Regions from separate parts of the Mus musculus genome. Here region 1 is linked to region 2. Evidence: chromatin loops called from intact Hi-C (ENCODE). Cell type or tissue: heart. All regions are shown on one strand. Each heading gives the region's core, and the rest is flanking DNA. Links, peaks and the distances in the headings are about the cores only.

Region 1 (10,499 bases), core at 3,711-8,710, 90 kb after region 2:
TGTGCTTAGGGTCACATTTACTTGCAGACAGACTCGTTCCAGGAGCAGGGCTTGAGGGGGCTTGCTCAGAGTTGTTGGGTTTTGCTGCTGGTGAGAGAAACAACACAGATGATTCATTTTTCTTTTCTGGGGAAGCACAAAAAGGAGGAAGACACTAAAGTTTTGCTGGGGGCTTATGCCATTTTATGCAAGCCCCCAAAGAGTCCCTAGAGAGAGATGTCCCGGATCCGTGTATCAGGTATAGACATGGAGGCCAAGGAATCAGTACAAATACCACTGCATAAAGTCTACACTGAGAAGCACCCGTGTATGTGAGTACCTCACACAGGAACAAAGGCTGCTTTCATGCCACAAGCCATCAAGCGGATCTCAGAACAATTGTCATTCTGACTCCACATTGCTGGGATGAAGAGAGAAGAAACCAAAGGACCTGTAAAGCTGAAATGACAGTCACCGTGGACTGTCAACGCTACAGCAAACCTGACAGGTTATAGAGTTTACTGTCCTCTTACTGATGAGTCCAAGGCCCGAGAGCAGACAGTTTTCAAGACAATCTACCTCCTTGGAAGAAGAGGAAAGACAGGGATGCCAGCAACAAAGTCAGGGCCCACCAGTGTGACCCAGCTCATCTTTTCTTTTTGTCAAAATAAAAAGCACCTTTGTTTATCTGAGAGAAATCTCAGTGATTCTCACCTTATTGTAACCACTTTCAAGAGCAAGGCAGAGTTGTTATATCACGGAGCTGCTGACTAAGGCTTCTTGTTTGGGTTTGTAAACTGTAAGTCTGTCATCATCTCTGACCTAGAATCTGATCTGGGGTGGAGATCTTTCCAGAACATTGATATTAGCCAGGTTCACGAAGAACAGCACCCTGATCTTCTCTAGAAATCCATCTTTAGTATCAACTGGATTCTTCGGCATCCCTATCATTGGTCCACTACCAAGCACAACTGGAGTTTTCAAATAATAACATCTGCAAGAGATGGCAGCACATGCCTGGACTTCTAACACCCAGGAAGCAGAGACACGAGGATCTTAATTTCAGAACAGTCTGGACAAGAAGACCTCTCATATTTTTGGGTTCGGCGTAGCCTTTAATGGGTGAGCCATCCCTCCAACTCAAGACTGTCTCATAAACAAAACAAACCATGCATGCATGTGTGTATGATAAAACTCCTACAGAACCAGGCGCTATTTCTATAATGTTATCTCCCATAGTCCTCTGACAGGACTGATGTCTTAATTCACCGACAAAGCCGTAGACACTCAAATAAGTGAAGACTTGCTCAAAGCACCAAGCTGTCAAGCATGGAGCAAACCTCAATTCTCCTGACTCCACATCTAGGCTTCTTTAAATCTCCAGCCTGTTCAAGTCCAAAGGTTTCATCTTGTTATTATTTTCTTCAATTGAACCAGCCATAAGAATTGTTTATCTCAAACCATAAAGGGTAAATAACACACGACTGGGACAAACAGACATCAAAGTAACACTAGCTCCCCTGTCAGCCTAAACTTCAGTCCTTTCACAGAACGAGCCTGCGAGTAACAGAAAAGCACCTCCTCAGGTTAAGTGAAGAACAAAGCCCCTAGGCCAATGCTTCCTCTTACCTACATCCAATAAACAACCCTTTCAAGGCCTATATGCACCACACCTTCTAGCATGGACTGATCCCATGTCCACAAGCAGTTATTGTTATGCAACAGAAACAACTTACTTATATATGTGCATGATAACAAATTACTGTTTATCTTACCAAGCCTTAAGCAAGAGATAGGAGATGGAATCTGAATTCAGAGCCCATTACAAAACTCTATACCCTCCATTCAGAGTTCCCTCTGGTTCTAAGCTCATACAGCTCCACTTTAGGAACTCATGGGCACAGAAAATCAAGAGAAATCAAAGGAAAACGTTTTATGCATGGCCTCTCTCCTCAGTTCCGGCAAGTTTGAGCAAACAATTTCCCAGAATTCTGTCATTTAAAAATATAAGAGGAGCAGGTTAGAAAAAAATCTTTTTGACCCAGGTAATAACTTTAAGTGGAAGAACTCTTGATAAACCAACATGTTCCTGATATATCAGAGATTAAAGTACACAAAGAAATATTGTCCAAGTGGAGCACAGAGTTAAACCATGGCCAGACTGCCCAGAGAGAAGCCAGGTATGGACACTTGGTAAAGCAGTGTTTTCACTGAGCCAGAGACTTAAGACACCAAACAGGGGGCCTTAACAGGGGAAGTCGCTGTAACACGTCTTACCTGAAAAGCCAGAGAACTTCCGAGGATTGGTACTGGTAATAAACGAAGCACCTTTCACTGGAGATGTCACCTGGCCAGTGGTTGTCAGCTTAGCCTGGACAGCAGCTTTCTTCTTAGGTGTGGCAGCTGCCTTAGAAGACAGGTCTACAGGACCCACAAAGAACAAAAGCACCCTTCAAAGACTGCCAAGAAAGCTTCTGAGATTTTATCAACAGTTTTCAAATCCTTATTTGGTAAGTTTCTATTGTATTATGACCCCAGGCTGCCCAGTCTTTTTGAGTAGAAGGAGAAGTTAAAAGGTCAGAGAAGAGGAAATTGCCTACCTTTTATCCAGTATATAAGAATTAGTATAGATCTGGGGAGAAACTAATAATGGCTTTTTATTAAGATTTTTATTTTATGTGCATAGTTGTTTTGCCTGCATATATGTCGGGTATATGTGTGTGCCTGGTACCCAGGCAGGCCAGAAAAGGGTGTTGGATCCCTTGGGATGAGAGTTGCAGATGGTTGTAAGCTGCCATGGAGGTACTGGAAATTGAACCCAGGTCCTCTAGAAAAGCCACCTTTGCTCTTAACTGCTGAGCCATCCCTCCAGCCCCAGTGATCACATTTTGATAGATAAAACTTGGAGCTAGCTCTGTAGAGTAGCCTCAAAATATAGAAACAACAAAGTAAAATAGAGAAAGCAGAGCATGTCTGTCTGGCACAGGTAGGGAAATCTGGGTGCTCACTACACTTCCTTCCTAGTGAAATGCAAGTCAGGATGAAGGCCAAGAATAACTGAGGCATGTCTTTAGAGCCACAGCCTTTAGCTCTATTACTTTAGAGTCTGAGAGTCCTAAAAGGTTGGTGGTTGCGTGTATTCTTTAAACATATCACTATCTAAAAGAAAGACCATGAGTACCAGGCTTTGTAACACAAGCCTGTAATCTTAGTCCTGAGAAGACAAGACAGGAAGAGTGCTCCAAGTTTGAGGCCAACCCAAGCTATATGGCATAGCAAGGACACATCTCAAAAAAACCAAAACCAAACATAAAACAACAAAACAAAACAAACCCCCAGGAAACACTGCAGAGTTAAGGAGGCCAAAGAGATATGACAATGAAATGTAATGCCCAGTCCGATCCTACACCTGAGCCCTGCAATGGAGGAAAATGTACTGCTCAATTATAGTCTTCAGTCAACTGACAGTAGACAGATAAGTTTACTGAGGCTGACAGGTAAACTATGATCTCGGAAGAAGAGATCCTATTTTTTAAGATACACACTAGGTACCTCCAGGGCCTGGTGATACAACTTTCTCTGAATGGCTCAATAAAAACCAAGCCTGGTATGGAAGAGGGAATGAGCACATAAACAGAGATGATAAAGCAAACTGACTTGTTATCAAGAAGGAAATCTGTGTAGAGAGCCTGACTGTTCCTATTCTTTTAACTATTCTGTGAATTTGAAATTATGTCCAAGAAGGATGCACAGAGAAAGAAATCTCTGAGACCTCAGTCTCCTGGCACCCGGTCCTCTCAGCACCAGCAAGCTGAGAGAGCAGGCTCTCCCCTCACCTGCAATATGCTGGCTTATCTGTTCCTTTTCGTTATCTTCCAGCTCTTCCCAGCCTTCCAGCTCTGTGAGGTCTTCAATTTTCTTTGTGGTGGCCCGAGCCCGTTCCAGTTTCTCAAACATGCACTTAATGTGGTACCACTCTTTCATATCACCCCCAGACTCTGAGAAGGGGTTGGGCACCACTTTGCCAATGCGGCACACGCCCTTTACAATCTTCTCCTTGCATTTCTTGCATCCAGCTGTGCCCCGCTTGGCATAGTCCACACAGAACCGCTGCTCTGCCATCGCACAGGGGCCAGTACAGAGTCCCACATGCGACCCTGGCCAGAAAGTAAGGTGGGTGGCACGTGGTCTTAGATGACCTCTCTGGAGAGCTAGGACAGGCTTTCTTCTCTGGAGAAGGCAGCACCCACCGAGGAGATTTGTTTCCGACCACTGGCTGAACTGACTTATGGCAGCCCAGCGATTCTGTTCTGGGAACAGGCACAGTTCTTTTCTGCCAAGGGCACAAAGGTTTCTCGGGAAGAGGATCTTGAAAGCCAAAGTCATATAGCTGCATAAAAGGGTAGAAACAGACAGACAGACATGAAGAATCCAGGCTTCCAATTTCTCAATGGCTAGAATCTCATACAGAGCACGTGGTTAACCAAACACTTCCCAATGCATTAAATATTTACCACCCAGAGTTCTGATACAGGAAAAACCAGTTTCCAAAGGGGTGTGCAACACCAACACTGTAGAGACTGATTGTAAAGGTACTCATAGTGGATGGTGACCTTTAAATAGTACCAAGATACTGAAGCTTTGTCTTAAAAATCAAGAAAAATTACATTATGTTTATGAAGTTTCCCTGTGAAATATAACACATGAGACACTTTCAGAAAACAATGAAGCCACTATAACAGTTTTAGGATTTCAGAAGAGGGCCCCTTTGAGAAAAAAACTAATCAGAGTCTATAATCAGATGGACTGCCCAAGTTCAGAGCCTTACTTAGCCATTTAGCTGCTGTGTGAGCTCTGTTCAGTTACTTTCCCTCTCTGCTCCTATTTCATCTGTAAAATGCAGCTCACAGTAGTACCTCATTCAAAGAGTAGCTGTTTCTAAGTTGTTCCTTAGAAACAGAATACGCAATTCCCTTGCTTAATTCGGCGACCTGAATCAGGGGAGGTTGAAATAACTGGACTGTAAGAATCTAAGCAAGTGATGAACCAATTCAAGTGGAAAATGATTATTCCTATCCCTTCTTATATCTGTAATTATTTAAGTGGCTTTACAGTTTTAATTTTCAATTTACTGGAAACTATTTTTAGTCCCCACTCTGCTGAGAACTTTAATTGATATTGTGTCAGAGCAGCAAGAAGGCTGAGGTAGAGCGGAGCACAGCAGGTGTACTACTAAAGAAAGGGTTGGAGACCAAGCCTACCCATCTACAGCGGGGTGGGGAGGTGGGGGCAGATATCAGGCGACTTGGTTTTCTCCAACAAGGTGGACCCTAGCCAGACACCTTAGTTGGCCGATCCGATCCTCCCACCTCCAGCCCTAGAATTATAGGTATGAACCACCAAGCATGACTTCAGTTTATTTTCTATTATTTATTTTTCGGTTTTTTTGTTTGTTTGTTTTTAGATAGATTTTTCTATGTAGCTCTGGCTGTCCTGGAAGTCACTAGGAAGAGCAAGCTAGTGTTCTGAGTGCAGGGATTAAAGGCGTGTGCTACCACACCCGGCCCCAGTTTTATCTTAAAAAACAACAAAAAAACAACAACAATTACAACAGGACTAAGAGCTAGTTATGGTGGTTCTCGTCTGTAATCATATCAGAAGGCAAAGACAGAAGGATTGCTGTGCGTTCGAAGCTAGAAAGTCTGGTTTACTTAGTAAATTTCTGTCTAGCCAGGGTACGTCGTCAAGACCGTCTCAAAAGGAAAACAAGCAAGAAAACAAACCCCCCAAAGATTAGAACTACTTCATGGGGTGGTTAGGAAAACTACAAGGAGTACGAGGGCAAGCCGGACGTGGAGTTCTGAAGTTTGTATACCAAACTTGTGTATTTGACAATGTTCGACTTGGGGGAGGGGAGGTCCGTAACTGGCAGACTCAGGGGGTCACACAAGCCCTAACCGTTAAGAATCTGAGAGGCGAGTGAAGGCCGGCAAGGGCTGAGGAGGAGCTCAGGGCGAGTAGGAGTTCAACTTTCCGCAGAGTAGGGTGGGTAGGGTGTCGTATCGCCCATCCCGGGATACGACAAATAACTACCCGGGGAGACCGGCGCGAGGAGGCCGGGAGCCCGAAGAGCAAGCAGCACGCCGTTCTGCCCACAGGCTGTGCGGGCGAGCCGCGGCCGCGCAACAAGGCGGCGGAGAGGGACCGGCGGCGGCCCGGCCCCGACCCCCTGAGAATGCCCACTCTGGCATCCTGCCCTTCCCGGTGGCTGCCCAGGGTCCCGGGGGCCGCGGGCCTCCCGTGGGCTCCCGTGGGGGCGCCACGTCACGGAGGGTGTGCCCCCAGGCTGAGCGGCGGGCGGGGGAGGAGCCACGGCCACTCCAGCCACGCCGCGTTCGGCCCCGGCCCTCCCCACACGGCGCACCGCGGCCCGCCGCTCCGCGCCGCGCCGCCCCTCACCTGCCTTCTCGGCTGCCCTGGCTCTGACGCTCCGCACGAGCCACCGGACCAGGCGCCCACAAGGCCACGGGTCCCGCACGATGAATAGACCGCCTGTCTCTTTAAATACGGGTACTCCAGCCGGAGGCAGGGCGCAGGCGCAGTAACCGACTTGCGCCCTCGGACCCCGCCCCCTCCGGTCGCCACGTGGGTCGCTGTTCTATTCCTACCCGGAAATCTTGAACTGAGTGTTGGGTTGGAGTGGCGGCTTGGGGCGCAGCGTCCCTGAACTTCCTAGAGTTTCTCAGATTGTTAGATATTGAAGGTAGTGTTGAAAAATCATTGCAGTGATCCTAGGGATGGGAAGCTCGAGTCGTTCCACCTGTGTCTTCCGCACCGCAGGAGTTTTGCTGAATTAAAAGGCACTACTTTAATTAAAAAGGTAATTAGAAAATGTGAAGAACAGGGACTGTGGCCCCGTTTATGTCATTTAGCGAACTAGTGCTTCTAAACCTCAAATAGGCTCTGTGAGTTCAAGATGGCTAATTTTTCAAAAAATAAAAGTATTCAGGCCTTGTTCAGTCTGGGAAGGGCAAACAGTTGGGCTTTGTTAGGTAAATAAAGTGCAGATCGTGGAACTAAGTTCTATTTCTGAGGAAGAGTTTAGCTTTTTTTCCATAGGGAAAGAACGCTGTGAGGGGTCACTATAGTTGAAGCTGGTCAGGGGAGAGACTAAGACAAGCCGACTCACTAAAAGGCTGTTGTCCATATCAAAGTGGCCTTGAGATGGAGAGGAAGGTGTATGCTTGAATCTGTGTGAGGTGCTCAGTTATTTGTTCATAGAAATGAAGGGCTGATAGACGAGGTCTTTAACAGAACTGGAGAATGAGCCGAGGGAGGCTCTCTGGAGTTCAAGGTTGAGTGTCTGCTGTACTGAGGCCAGCTAGATCCTGGTGTTTGAAATGAGGTGAAGGCTCTTTGTTTTCTCTTAACTTGCAGCAGGATAAACCTGGGTTTGGAGTTCGGAAGGCCTTAGGCTCAAGGGCTCCAGTTGAGGAAGCGTGAACATTTTGACTGGAGTTGATCTTAACCCAATGGACTTTCCCTGTGCTGACCAACCCTTTCATCACAAGCAATATATTCGGTTGCTGAGCCCTGGAAATGTAAGCAGTCTGAAGTGAGAGATGCTGTAAATGAACACTGTACACTGACAAGTACCCAACACTTCCCCAAAGAGAGTAAAATACCTCATTAATAGTAATAGTGCATATATTCCAGTTATTTGCTGGCCAATTTTTTATGTGTTCGGTTAAAGAATATTTACTGTCACTCACCTGTTTGGTTTTACTGTCTTTGAACTAGGGCATCAGAAACGATGGGGCTGCGTGCTTAACTCCCATTGTTATGGCTCCAGCTCAGCACTCCACAGACAGAAAGCCTGTGGTGAGGAGCAGTGGGTATCTGCAAAGGCTTTCTCTTCTTAGACCGGGTTTCTCTGTGTAGCCCTGGCTGTCCCGGAACTCAAACTTTGTAGACCAGGCTGGCCTCAAACTCAGAAATCCACCTACCTGTGCCTCCCATGTGCTGGGATGAAAGGCATCTGACGCTGCCATGTTGCCTGCATCTACTTCTAAATGAATGAAATTCGAGAGCTAATGAAATGAATGGTTAATAAAAGAGTGTTGAACCCCTTAAAAGGAAGTTCATTATGTCTTTGTTAATGACGGAAGTGTACAAAAAGACTCAGGCCCTAAGTATTTGCTTTGCTTGATGAGAACTACATGGTATTCATAATCATCTCTGACTTAGGTGCCCCTGCTGTGAAACAGCGCTAGGTACCAAAGCTGCCAATTGCATATCTTTCCTTTCCTTTCCTTTCCTTTCCTTTCCTTTCCTTTTCTTTCTTTTTCTTTTTTTGACGGTAAGAGCACTGAACTTTCATTTAGCGTGAATCTAGATGCAGTGATATTTCTTTTCTTTTTTTCTTTTTATTTTAGGGAAGGACAATCTCACTGTGTAGCTGTAGGCTTATCTCCAATGCAGCAGCCCCCCCCCCCCCCAGTCTATAACAGTGGGAATTGAGCTGTATACCCCCATGCCAAGCTTGTATTTCTTAATAAAAGTGAGAACTGATCCATCAAGGAGAGGTCAAGTTTGGTGAAGAAAATAGGGCTTTGGAACAGCACAGTCAGACTGAATTTTGTTCTAGCCTGAGCTGTGTAAACCTTCATCTAGTTTCATGTCTGGGCTTCAGTTTCCCTAGTAAAATGGGGAAGTTTTGCACTTTATATTTAGCTCTGTGATCCACTGAATTGCTTTTTGTAAAGAATGTAAGGTCGGTTATCCATGTCCTACCTGCCCCTTTCTCTCTTTGCACGTGGATTCTGGGTTATTCAAGACCAATTCTTTTGTTTTGTTTTTGTTTTGTTTTTTTGAGACAGGGTTTCTCTGTGTAGCCTTGGCTGTCCTGGAACTCACTTTGTAGACCAGGCTGGCCTCGAACTCAGAAATCTGCCTGCCTCTGCCTCCCAAGTGCTGGGATTAAAGGCGTGCACCACCACACCCTACTTCAAGACCAATTTTTAAAGGATTGCTTGTGTCCCTTTTTTTGTATTTGCTCCTGTTAAAAATTAACCTTTTTAAGCATGGAGGTTCATGTCTTCCACTGAGAAGTAGAAGCAAGCAGATCTCTGAGTTAGAGGACAGTCTGGTTTTTATGTCCAGTTCCAGGCCAAGGAGGGCTTCATTGAAAGATCTTGTTTCAATATTTAATTTCAAGTTGATATATATAATAATGGGTTTATCATGGTGTAGATTACCCTGTTCTCCTCTGTTGCCAGCGACACTGCTCTTTGTGTGCCTACTCCATCTCCAGCTGGATTGCTCCTGCCTGTTAGTGTCTGTCTCTGCCTTCCTGGTGCAGGCTCTGCCTTCCTGGTGTGGGTGTTCCATCACCATTAATGCCCAGTACCATTGAGCTCTCTTCCTCCCCTCCTAATCCTGTTTCTAGGTTCTTGACCTACAAACACATCTACGAGAGTACATACAGAATTTTAAATCTAGGTTTCACATACAGGACAAAATACATACAGTGTCTGTCTTTTGGTTTTTGCTTCTTTTAGAGATATTTGACTGTGTGAAGATCTACTTCTGGGCTCCATATTTCTGTCAGTGATATACTTGTTCTTTTATTAATACCACCGTGTTGGTTAATATGGCTTTAGAGTGAGCCTTGGCATCAGCTAGTGTAGCTATGTTATTTTCCATTAGTGGTTATGTTGGCTCTAGCGGGTCTCTTGCTTTTTTATGTAAACACTGGAGTCATCTAAATCTGATAGCCACAAAATGACCTGCTGGGATTTTTGCTTGAGAGTGCACTAATTTGAGATGAAGTTGGGAAGAACTGACATTTTCATAGGTTTTCTTCCTTTATTATTTTGTGAGTAGATGTATGTGTATATTTATGTGTGTGTGTATGCTCCCCCGTGAATATATACATAGAGGCCAGAGTCCTCGTAAGTGATTTTTCTACCTTTTTGTTGGTGGGTTTTTTAGTTATTGTTTTGAGACAGTTTCTCTGTGTAGCCCTGGCTGGCCTCAAACTCAGAGAACTCCTCTCTGAAGTACCGCCTCCCAAGTACTGGGGTTGAAGACATGCACCATCATGCCCAGTGATTTTCTACTTTTTTTTTTTTTTTTTTTCGAGACAGGGTTTCTCTGTGTAGCCCTGGCTGTCCTGGAACTCACTCTGTAGACCAGGCTGGCCTCGAACTCAGAAATCCACCTGCCTCTGCCTCCCAAGTGCTGGGACTAAAGGCGTGCGCCACCACGCCTGGCTAATTTTCTACTTTAAAAAAAAAATAAAAGGATTTAAAATTTTCTTTGACAATTTCATACATGTAAGCCATGCATCTTGATCATATACACCCCCATCTCTCCCTTCCATCCTCCTAGGAACCCCCAACACATCCCTGCCTGCCTTTATGGCCTCGCTGATTTTGTTAATAACACATTAGTGCTGCCTATCGGAGTGCTGACTGATCTCGTTGACCTAACCTTGCTCGGTTCACCGTAGCACCAGT
Region 2 (10,499 bases), core at 2,276-7,275:
AAGAATGATAGCGTGCAGGTTGACACGGGGCTAGAGGAGCGGTTCTGATCCTAGGGCAGCCGGAAGGAGGGTCTTGACCACACTGGGTGGAGCTTGAGCATAGACCCTCAAAGCCCACCCCAACAGTGACGCACTTCCTTCAACAAGGCCACACCTCCTAAGAGTGTCACTCCTTGTGGGCCAAGCATTCAAACACTATGGGGGGGGGGGGGCAAAAACCTATTCAAACTACCACAGTGCCTCAGTGGTAGTTTTAGACCAACCAAGAAACAGTCATGGAGTTGGGGCTCTGGCTAAGCTTTTATTTACTTATTATTTATTTATTTATTTATTTATTTATTTATTTATTTATTTATTTATTTGAGGCACCTGCTGTGGGATAGACTGTGTGGAGGAATTAGACAGTGGGTGGGCTTGTGTGTGTGCTCAGTGCCTTAGCACAGGTCTCACTGAGGGCCTAGGACAAGCTGAGTGGCGCTGAGAATCTCTTCATTTTACAGACTAAATGGAGCTTGTTGAGGTTTTAGGACATGTTTCTGTTAAGCGACAGCATGGGAGTCTAAACTTGAATCCGTTTGATGCCAGACTTTCTTTTCTCAACCTCTTGCTGCTTTCAGCTGAAAATATGTAAATATTTTAACAAAATTCTCTTTCATATTTTGCCCCAAACAGCAGAGGCTGCGTATCTCAACCCCTTTTCAGCTGAGCTCACCATAAAAAGCTCGATCACAGATCTGCTTTATCACCTCTCCCTAGTTTCCTTTCCCCCAGGGAAGAGAGAATGACAAATACTCGAGAGAAGGCAGATAGCGTGTGTGTGTGTGTGTGTGTGTGTGTGTGTGTGTGTGTGTGTGTGTGTAAGAGAGCTGAAGGGTTAGAGGGGAGGAAAGCTGAATGAGAAACAGCAGGCTCTGCGCATGCCTGACAACCAGGAGATAAGGCATAGAGATGTAAGCAGAGCCTGCTAGGCTTTCACTGTATTCTGGCTGGGAGGTGTCTGGGTAGAGTTTCAGCTGTCCAGTTCTTTGTGTTGGTGATGTGTGTGTATGTACAGCTGAAATTATAAAATGAATATGTAGCTGGGTGGTGGTGGTGCACGCCTTTAATCCCAGCACTTGGGAGGCAGAGGCAGGTGGATTTCTGAGTTCGAGGCCAGCCTGGTCTATAAAGTGACCAGGACAGCCAGGGCCACACAGAGAAACCCTGTCTTTAAAAAAACAAAACAAACAAACAAAAAAAAAAAAACAAAAAAAAAAGGAAAAAAAAAGAAAAATAATAAAATGAATATGTATATTTTTATACTACATGTATGTGTGTATGCATTGTACACCACATTGTGGTGGTCTGAATAAGAAAGGCCCCATAGGCTTATCTATGTGAATGTTTAGTCATTAGGGAGTGGCACTTCTTGAGAAGGATTAGGAGGTGTGGTACTGTTGGAAGGAGTGTGTCACTGGGGTTAGGCTTTGAAGTCTCAAAAGCCCAAGCCAGGTCCAGTTTCTCTCTCTTCCTACTGCCTGTGGATCCAGATGTAGAACTCTCACCTATTTCTCTAGCACCATGTCTGCCTGTGTGCCGCCATGCTCCCCACCATGATGATAATGCATGAAACCTCTGAAACATTAAGCCAGCCCCAATTAAATATCTTCTAAGAGTCACCTTGATCATAGTGTCTCTTCCCAGCAATAGAACAGAGACCAAGACATACACACATATGATTTTTTTATTTTTACTTTTTGGAGAAAAGGTGTCTGACCTGGTGAGATCTTGAACCTTCAGTTCTCCTGCTTCAGCCTCCAGACTGCTGGATTATAGGTCTGTGTCAACTCAACTGGCTTCGTTTCCTCCATTGCTTGTTTTATTCATTTTATCTTTCAAAAGATTTATTTATTTTATGTATATGAATGTTTTGTCTGCATGTAGATATGTGCACCCTGTGTGTACCTGGTGCTTATGGAGGCCAGAGGAAAGTATTGGATCTCCTGGAACTAGACTTACAGGTATTTGGGAGCCACTATATAGTAGCTGCAAACTAAACCCAGATACTCTGCAAGATCAACAAATGCACTTAATAGCTGAGCCATCCTTCCAGTCCCTTATTTTGAATAAGAGCAAGGTATAGTATCAGTCAGGTAGTAAAGCACTGTCTAGCATGTCTAAGGTCCTGGTTTTAATATCTAGTACACCAGCTCCGCACATACAGACAGACAACATTCACCATTAATGCCTCTATTTATCTATCTATCTACCTATCATCTATCTCTCTGTAAAAGAGTAGGATTCTTGACTCCCAAGTACTGAGATTAAAGGTGTGTGCCCTCACCAGCTGTCAACAGCTTGACATATTGACGTGTGTGTGTGTGTGTGTGTGTGTGTGTGTGTGTGTGTGTGTGTGTGTGTGTGTGTGTGTGCCGTGATGTCTGGCTGATTTTTATGGAGAGTCATATCCTGAGATGTTAGAGTGGCCCATGGTTGGTGATTTAGGACTTTGGAATCAAGGAAAGACCCAGGTTTAGTACCTTGCTGCACTCTTCCTGCCAGAGTCCCCTTGGACAAGATAATGTGTTTGTTTTACTGGTAAAAATCTATGTTATACAGAGTTACATTTTCCTTATTGGTAAAATGTGTATCTCAGGGGAGTTAAGTAGGTGATTTATGCAAAGTGCCTTTCACAGAGAGACTAGCACATAGTAGGTGCTCCATCACTATTAGTTCTTCTGGCGCCTGCCAGAAGTAACAGAAATCAGGGCACTAGGACTTAGAAGCCTTGCTGCTACTAATAAAAGAAATAATGTGATTTATTTTTTCAGTGCTGTTTGGGGAAAGGCGTGTGCTTTATAAATATGTATTGGAAAGTACTTAGCAAATGAGTAGAAATAATAAAAATATGTCAAAGGAAACAGCTCCTATAAATATGTCACTTGGTAGACAAATTAGTGTTTTATTACTACTAAATACTATTGCTCGCCGAAAAGGATTTCAGATTACTCGCACAATGGGTACATTATTGAATGCCTCTGCGGAAGGGCACGATAAAGATGAAAAATTGTGATGGTGATAACGCCTAAGGTGGAGAAAGGAGGGGTGTGGGTCCGAGGCCTCGCTCCAGTAAGCTGCTCATTATTTAGCAGCAGTCGGATGATTTAGCCACAATATGGACCAGAGGGCCCTGAAAAAAGGATTTCTGTTGGATACCATGAATTCAGGCCCTGATTATCGTCCGACTGGGGGTGGGGTGGGGTGGGGTGGGGGGTAAGTGCACTTCCTTTTCAGAACTGGGCACTCTGGTTGTGAGTTAACAACAACAACAACAAAAATCGCAGGTCTGGATCTCCTTTCACTTCTGTTTTGGACCTATTACATGTCTGTGGCTATCATTCATATCCAGAGATGGACAGTGTGGTGAAGAACCTGTGTCTCCAGCACGGCGCTCAGACCCATTTCAGAAATATCAGAGGATGGACAATGTTGGTGCGTCAAAGGAACGGAAACCAGAAAGGGAAGGGAGAAAATGATATACACCTTTGTGGAGGAAAAAGTCCGGAGAGAAGCGGAGCTCATAGGGAACTGCAGCAAAGCGAAGCTGCAGAAATAAGCAGGCAGGAGAAAGGGGCAAGGGGCGAACATCCAACTCAGGTGCCAGGGGTCCTTAGAAGGCGGGGCTCCCTGTACACTCCAGGTTGGAGAAAGAAAGAGTTTTGCATCTGAGTTCTGCTTTTCTCTGTGTGGAAGCTCGAAAATTACTTAAAATGTAGATCCTTGTTGATAACAAGCATATAACAGTACAGAGCGTGCTGGGGTGTTCTGAGAACTGGAAATAGCAAAGGGCTTATAAAGTGAGTCTGGTACGGATGCACATATTTTAGCTCTGGTTCCCTTCTGATAGTCTTTATTTTAAAATACAAGGGGTAGCACTGTGGTAGAGCACTTGTCTAGTATGTACAAAAATCCCAAGCACCAAAATATTGAATAAATCAAAATACAAATTGCTCAGGAAAACTCTGAGAGGTCTTTGATGGGAACCTGAAGCATAAGAAAATGATGTCACTAGACACCAGCCAGAAGAATTAGCATTTATATGACTTCCGTGACTAGGCATCTTCTTAGATCACTGGCTAATGATCCCCTATGCTACCCTGGTGTTTTATGCTTTACTAAGGCCTTTGTGCATTATCTCATTTAATGTGCGGGCCCAACCGGCCTTTCTGGGATGGGGAAGATATTGGAAAGGTTAAGTGCCTGCCAAAAGGTGCACGGGTGATGAACGATGGCTGGGTGGTTTCTTAGCAGTCGTTTTTATTGTACTGCAACCTTTCTCAGCTGTGTCCCCACCTTCCTAACATGAAAGTAGCTTATCCAAGGAGGAAAAGACAGGTTATGATGCCCCACTGAATTGGCTTTTAATATCGCCAAGAAACTTAATAAATTAGATGAGTCTGGGGTTCTGGAAATCTGTCGGGTACGATGAAACATGAAATCAAGGGTTCAATATTCAAACTTTACTATAAAGCTAGTTAGTGATCTTAAGGGACTTGCTCAAGATCACCACATAAGGGATTGGTTGGCTCGGCCTAGACTGGGGACTCCACACCTAGCCGGGCTCCGACAGAGGGCGCTCGCGGAGGCTTGCACTCTAGACCGCCGCGCGCCCGATTCCTCTCTATGGTGGCGGGGGCGTGCGCTCCCGCGGGGGTGGGGTGGAGGGCGGGGCCGCAAGCCGGGAGGGCGGGGCCGCACGCTGGACGGGCGGGGCCCACGCCGAGCCGCGGGGGACTGGGTTAGTGGGGGTGGACTTCCTGGGGCCGCCCGTGAGGATGTGGTTCGGGCACCCGGGCGCCCCTCAGGCGTGGAGTTGCGGCGGCCGCAGACCCCGCAGCCCCGCTGCCTGAGTGGCCGCGGTCGGGATCTGGCCTCTGCCGTCCCAGGTGTGGCCCGGCAGCGTCCGCGGCAGGTGAGGAGGCGGTGGCTGTGGCTGTGGCGGGTTGGGCTGGAGGATCCGGTGCTTCAGGCTGTGCTCCGGGGGGTGTGAGGATCCAGCTGCGCTCCGGGAGTGGGGCAGCCCTTTCCAGGAACTCCCCACCGCCAGGTCACCCCACACCTGTCCCATGAAAGTGCCGCAAAGCATTTCGTCTGTGTGCGCCGTAACCCGGGACGTGTGTCCTCAACTTGTACCCAAGTGTCGTAAGAACCCGGTAGGTCCTGGGGAAGGATGCATTTCTGTAGGACAGAAAACCGTCTACAGAGGCAGAGCTTTGGCGGCACTGGCTCTCTACCAGGAGGACCCTGGAGATTCGGAGTTTGGAGGTTAGATGGGAAGTTTGGGATGCTGCTCTCCCCTCCTCCCTCCTCCCTGCCAGAGTCTGCTGTCTGCCTCTTGGGAGTCGACCTCTGTCCCCGACGTGTGTTAGGTCGCCACTGTGTGGTCCTGGCCGAGACTCAGAGGGAAGTAGGGCCCCTCTCCAGCTGGCTGCCCAGGAGACATTTGACCGGGCATGGGGAAGTCTGGGTAGATCAGGGGAGTCCACAGCCTTTCCTGGCGTCTGTTTGAGCTCCGATTTAAGACCGGTAGAAAAAAACAACAGCAGCGTACTTCTTCCTTTTTTCTTTTTTTTTTTAAAGCTGTCATGGGGGTGGGGGGGTGCTGTTGTGTAATCGAGGAAGATTTCCACATTCCTCTCAGTCCACCACGGGGAAGATTATTCTTAGCTCGGAAATGGGGTTTTACCCACAACTCACACTCTGTGCCCTGGTTAAAGGCTAGAGTGACGCATGAACAAACACCCCAGGATGCGTGTGGCCTTCCAAGAAAATAGTAACCTCCTTATGTATGTTTTGGCTGGTGGCTTGGAGAACCGAGAGACTTCCTGTCGCCACTTTTGAGAGCTGCATGGTGGTTCTTGCCTTGACAGTTCAGTATACTGAAATGTGGGCAAGGCTGTTCGAATACTGTGGCATTTTTCTAGGAATGGAAGGGGACTATGTCCTGGGCAGTTTGTAGAGTTCTAAGACCAAAACTGGCCGTATATTTCCTTTGTGGCAGCTTCCTTATCCTTCCCTCCTCTCCCCCCCCCCCCCATTCTTTCTAATGTTAGCAACTGTTTGTAAAATTTCATATTTGCTAATTCTGGACTCCAGAGTACAGTTAAAAAGTTGTGGTTTATTGGAGGACAGTAGCAGATTGATGTGTCAGGGCTAATTAATAACTTGATGGTGTTCAAAGATGTCCATGTAACAGAGGATACACACTCACCTTAATGTTTAATCACAGAGCCCAGTACATTAAAACTTCTTAGGCCGGGCAGTGGTGGCGCACGTCTTTAATCCCAGCACTTGGGAGGCAGAGGCAGGCGGATTTCTGATTTTGAGGCCAGCCTGGTCTACAGAGTGAGTTCCAGGACAGCCAGGGCTATAGAGAAACCCTGTCTTGGAAAATCCAACCAAAAAACAAAAAAGTTCTTATATTGATTAGCTGTGATCCTGACTCTTTACACTGGGATCCAGGGTTGTAAATCCATCAAATTGACCAATTTAACCAAGTGCTAAAATAAAAACAAAAAAAGAGAAAGCTGTTCTCAGAAAGCTTAAGTTCTTTCTTTCTTTCTTTCTTTCTTTCTTTCTTTCTTTCTTTCTTCTTTTTAGGTTTTTTTCGAGACAGTGTTTCTCTGTAGCCCTGGCTGTCCTGGAACTCACTTTGTAGACCAGGCTGGCCTCGAACTCAGAAATCCACCTGCCTCTGCCTCCCAAGTGCTGGGATAAAAGGTCTGCGCCACCAGGCCCAGGGCTTAAGTGTTTTCAAACTTTCTATCCACCAAGCCCATTGACCTAAGTACTTAGTAACATGTAATAGAAATGCCTGGTAAAGGGATTTTCATTGACATGTTTAACAAATAGCAACATTAACAAAAAGATGGTTTCCTTTCCAATTACAGGAGACTTGTGAAGTTTAATGCAGCCACTTTGGACTGTGTGAGCCACACCTGCTACTTTCTGACATCATCTACATAAACCTAAGGAATGCTGGGGAGGGAGCTAGGTACACTGGGTTTTATTCCTATCATAGAATCTTTAATACTGCTGTTATTTTAATGGGGTGTTAGGGACTTTTATCGCCAAACTTGTGCTGGTAATATATTTATGTTTGGAGAGGAGAGAAAGATTAACTGCTGCACCTCACAGTCTGTCTCTAGAGTTTAGAGTTGGAGTATCATTCAGTTTGATGAGACTAGACCGTTTAGATTGCTCCTAGTGAAGTCTCAAGGGAGGGGCTGCTTTGCTTGCGTTGGAATTGAGTACTTGGTGGAGGCTACTGGTTCTTAGCACTGTGTAGGGAGCTGGTGGTGGGAGGGGGTGGAACTGAGGGTTTTGCCCATACTACAACCGTAGCCCAGGACAGCGAGGGCTACAGAGAAAAAAAAACTAAAAAAAGAAAGAAAGAAAGAAAGAAAGAAAGAAAGAAAGAAAGAAAGAAAGAAAGAACTTAAGCTTTCTGAGAACAGCTTTCTCTTTTTTGTTTTTATTTTAGCACTTGGTTAATTTGAATTACCGACATCTGTGATGTTGGCAATTGAAAGGGCGCTCTTTCCATATGCAGACTGGCATTCCCATTCTTCAGTAGGGGAATGTTCTGGTTGCTGTCTCTTTCTGTGACTTTATGTTAGCCATGGAATTTTAAAATCCTAAAACCAGTTGAGCTCTCAGGTCTCATAAATGCCATCTCACATAGGTAATTGGCCTCTTGTGTAGCCTGTAGTCCGCCCTGTCCCCAGGACTTAACAGTTGCTGTGCACTGGACAGTGGTCACATCTAATTCTGTTAAGCTGGTCTTAGTCTAAACCCATTATCTTCTCTCTCTCTCTCTCTCTCGATGGTCAGGAAGTGTTTCTACTTTGCTTTCCGTATTCAGGCTGATTAGGCCACATTTTGGAGCCTGGTTACAACTGAAGCAGAGCTAAGCAGTTCGTTAAGAGTTCTGCGTGTTTTTAAAACATTTCCCTTTTACAAAGCAAGCATCAGATCTCCATTTCTTCAGGGAGAAACCCAGCTCTTTGAATATGATAGTAAAACAAAAGCTGGTTTTTTCCAGCATTCTGGCATTAGGAAATCTGTGGTAAATTTTTCTTTACTTTCTGGTTTTTTTTTCCCAGTATGGTGACTAGTCGGTAGTGACGAATGTTGACCCATGGACATTGGGAGATCCTGAAGTCTCCCGTGTCATCTAAGGGAGGTCACACTATATTCAGGGTGTAGCTCTCACCCTGGTTTTTTGTAAGGAGTTTCCACAAGCCAGCCACTTCTTGCCAGGTTCTGTTTGTAACCCAGGTATTCTTGAGAAAACTGCTGACCTTAGGGCCCCACCTCCTGGAGATTTTGATTCATTCGGTGATGACCTACATTGGAAACCATCTGATTTCCAGAAGCCTTCCCGGTTGCTTCTGAGGTGTGCAGTGCAGCCTGACTTGGTAATCACTGTTGTATTGCGTTGACATGAATATATGTATTTGTTAAGTATAAAATATGTACAATAAAAGTGTGTCATCAGTATGGAACTTTGAAAACTGGAGTTCATGTCTCTACTTTTTTTTTTTTTTTTTTTTTTTTTTTTTTTTTGGTGTTTTGAGTCAGGGTTTTCCTGTGTAGTCCAGGCTGTCCTGGAACTCACTCTGTAGACTGACATGCTAGCCTTGAACACAGAGATCCACCTGCCTCTGCCTCCTGAGTGTTGGGATTAAACCCATGCTCCACCACAGCCCAGCTTTTCTTAAAATGTTTAAAACTGGAAGGGGATACACTGACTTCTTTATAAATCGGCAGTCTCTCTGATAACATCGCTGTGGTGTTTCCCGGGGTGTTTGGTTTGCTAGAATAGCCCATCTCCTAGCTGTGACAGATAAACAAAAGGCTTTTACAGCTTTGATGTTCGTTGCTTCACAGCAAGGCCCCCCCTGCTGTATTATCTACTGGGAGTCATGAGGGAGGGTTTTTGGTGAAAGTAGCTTTCTTTATCCCCTGAGTGGGCAAATGAATGATAATGGAGAAACGACTGGAGGTTTGAATAGGTAGTGGATGTAGTTATGATCAGTGTGGGATAGGAGAGATGCCTGGGATTTTCTGTGTACGATTTTAAAATAAAGCCAAAGTGCTAACTGTTTAAGTTTCTCACAAACGAAGCCCTTCCTGAAATTAATAGGTGCTTAATCAATCGTCAAAAAGCTTTAGTCATGGGTTCTTTGCTGAGTTCGTGAAAAGAGAAGTTGCTCAAGTCTGGGAGGATCGAAGTTAAAACAGAATTAGGTCCTCGGTATGTTAGGGAGATAAACTTGGATTTAAGAAATAGACGAACCTAGTTTTGAAACCCAGCTTTTCACTTCCTGGCTGCATGAGTTTAGGCAAATTACTGAACCTCTCGGAGCTTCCTTTCCTTCCCTTTCCTTTCCTGTTTTCTTTTGTTCATTCATTGGTTTTGAGACAGGGTTTCTCTGTAGCCCTGACTGTCCTGGAACTCACTTTGTAGACCAGACCAGCCTTGAATTCAGAAATCTACTTGCCTCTGCCTCCCCAGCTCTGGGATTAAAGGTGTGCGCCACTACCACTCAGCTGAGTCGTCGTCGTCGTCTTCTTCTTCTTCTTCTTCTTCTTCTTCTTCTTCTTCTTCTTCTTCTTCTTCTTCATCATCATCATCTACAAAATGAAAACATTTGGTTTTGTGGATTAAAAAATGGGAGATATGCATATGAGATTAAAGGAGAAAATATGTTCTTTGTACGTTGAGGCAGCTCATTTAAATGCCCCCCCCCTTTTTTTTTTTTTTTTTTTGCCAATGCCCGTGACTGGTTCGTAGAGGTGCGTGTAGACCCAGTGGCACTCACTGGGAGATCCTGAAGTCTCCTGTGTCCTTGAAGGAACATCATGTTACGTTCAGCAGCCGAGCTTTCAGCCTGTAGCTTGTTTATTGGAGGAAGGTCCCAGAAGGCAGCCATTCCCTGAGAATTCATTGGATTCCGTTTCAGCTTTTAAAATGTTAAGAAAACAGAGGAGCCAGGCAGTGGTGGTGCACACCTTTAATCCCAGCACTTAGGAGGCAGAGGCAGGCTGACTTCTGAGTTCGAGGCCAGCCTGGTTTACAGAGTGAGTTCGAGGCCAGCCTGGTTTACAGAGTGAGTTCCAGGACAGCCAGGGCTACACAGAGAAACCCTGTCTCGATAAAAAAAAAAAAAAAAAAAAAAAAAAAAAGAAAGAAAGAAAAGAGGAGTGAATCCAAGTTTTTAAAGTCCCGTAGCACTTGATGTAAAGGTGATAACATCATTTTTGATTTTGTACATATTGTATATTCTTATGTCATAAATATGTATAGTCATATTAATGCAATACAACAATGGCTCCCAAGCTGGGCTTCATGCTAGAAGCATTTGGAGAGTCTTTGGGTTTGAAAAGATGGTTTGAAAAATACAAAGGTTTTGCTACATAGCCCAGGATGGCTTTTGTTAATTGTTTTTCTTGAA

Evidence for each region. Hi-C counts contacts between places; a loop is a spot of excess contacts. Peaks named below come from ENCODE experiments on the same cell type or tissue, not always from the same donor. Only the 100,000 strongest peaks of a DNase experiment are listed, where the experiment ranks them.
Region 1: a loop joins it to region 2, with 8 times the contacts of the local background. A loop is called at or near these places in 6 of 42 quality-filtered maps.

Annotation. Positions count from the first base shown.
Region 1 is chr11:82,777,216-82,787,714 of GRCm38, reverse strand. Lig3 (ligase III, DNA, ATP-dependent) reads right to left here and starts at 6,606. Exons shown (of 20, transcript NM_010716.3): 1 at 6,439-6,606; 2 at 3,816-4,369; 3 at 2,257-2,400; 4 at 1-87. The coding sequence starts at 4,365. Gm11423 (predicted gene 11423) reads left to right here and starts at 6,673. Exons shown (of 3, transcript NR_126067.1): 1 at 6,673-6,859; 2 at 7,417-7,580; 3 at 7,780-8,114. In heart, for the core only: a CTCF peak has its summit at 6,649; DNase peaks (open chromatin) are centred at 6,304 and 6,584; H3K4me3 peaks cover 2,854 bases; H3K27ac peaks cover 2,295 bases.
Region 2 is chr11:82,865,460-82,875,958 of GRCm38, reverse strand. Rffl (ring finger and FYVE like domain containing protein) reads left to right here and starts at 4,749. Exons shown (of 7, transcript NM_001007465.3): 1 at 4,749-4,951. Rad51d (RAD51 paralog D) reads left to right here. Exons shown (of 10, transcript NM_011235.4): 10 at 1-2,896. In heart, for the core only: a CTCF peak has its summit at 4,589; DNase peaks (open chromatin) are centred at 4,698 and 5,558; H3K4me3 peaks cover 1,634 bases; H3K27ac peaks cover 1,647 bases.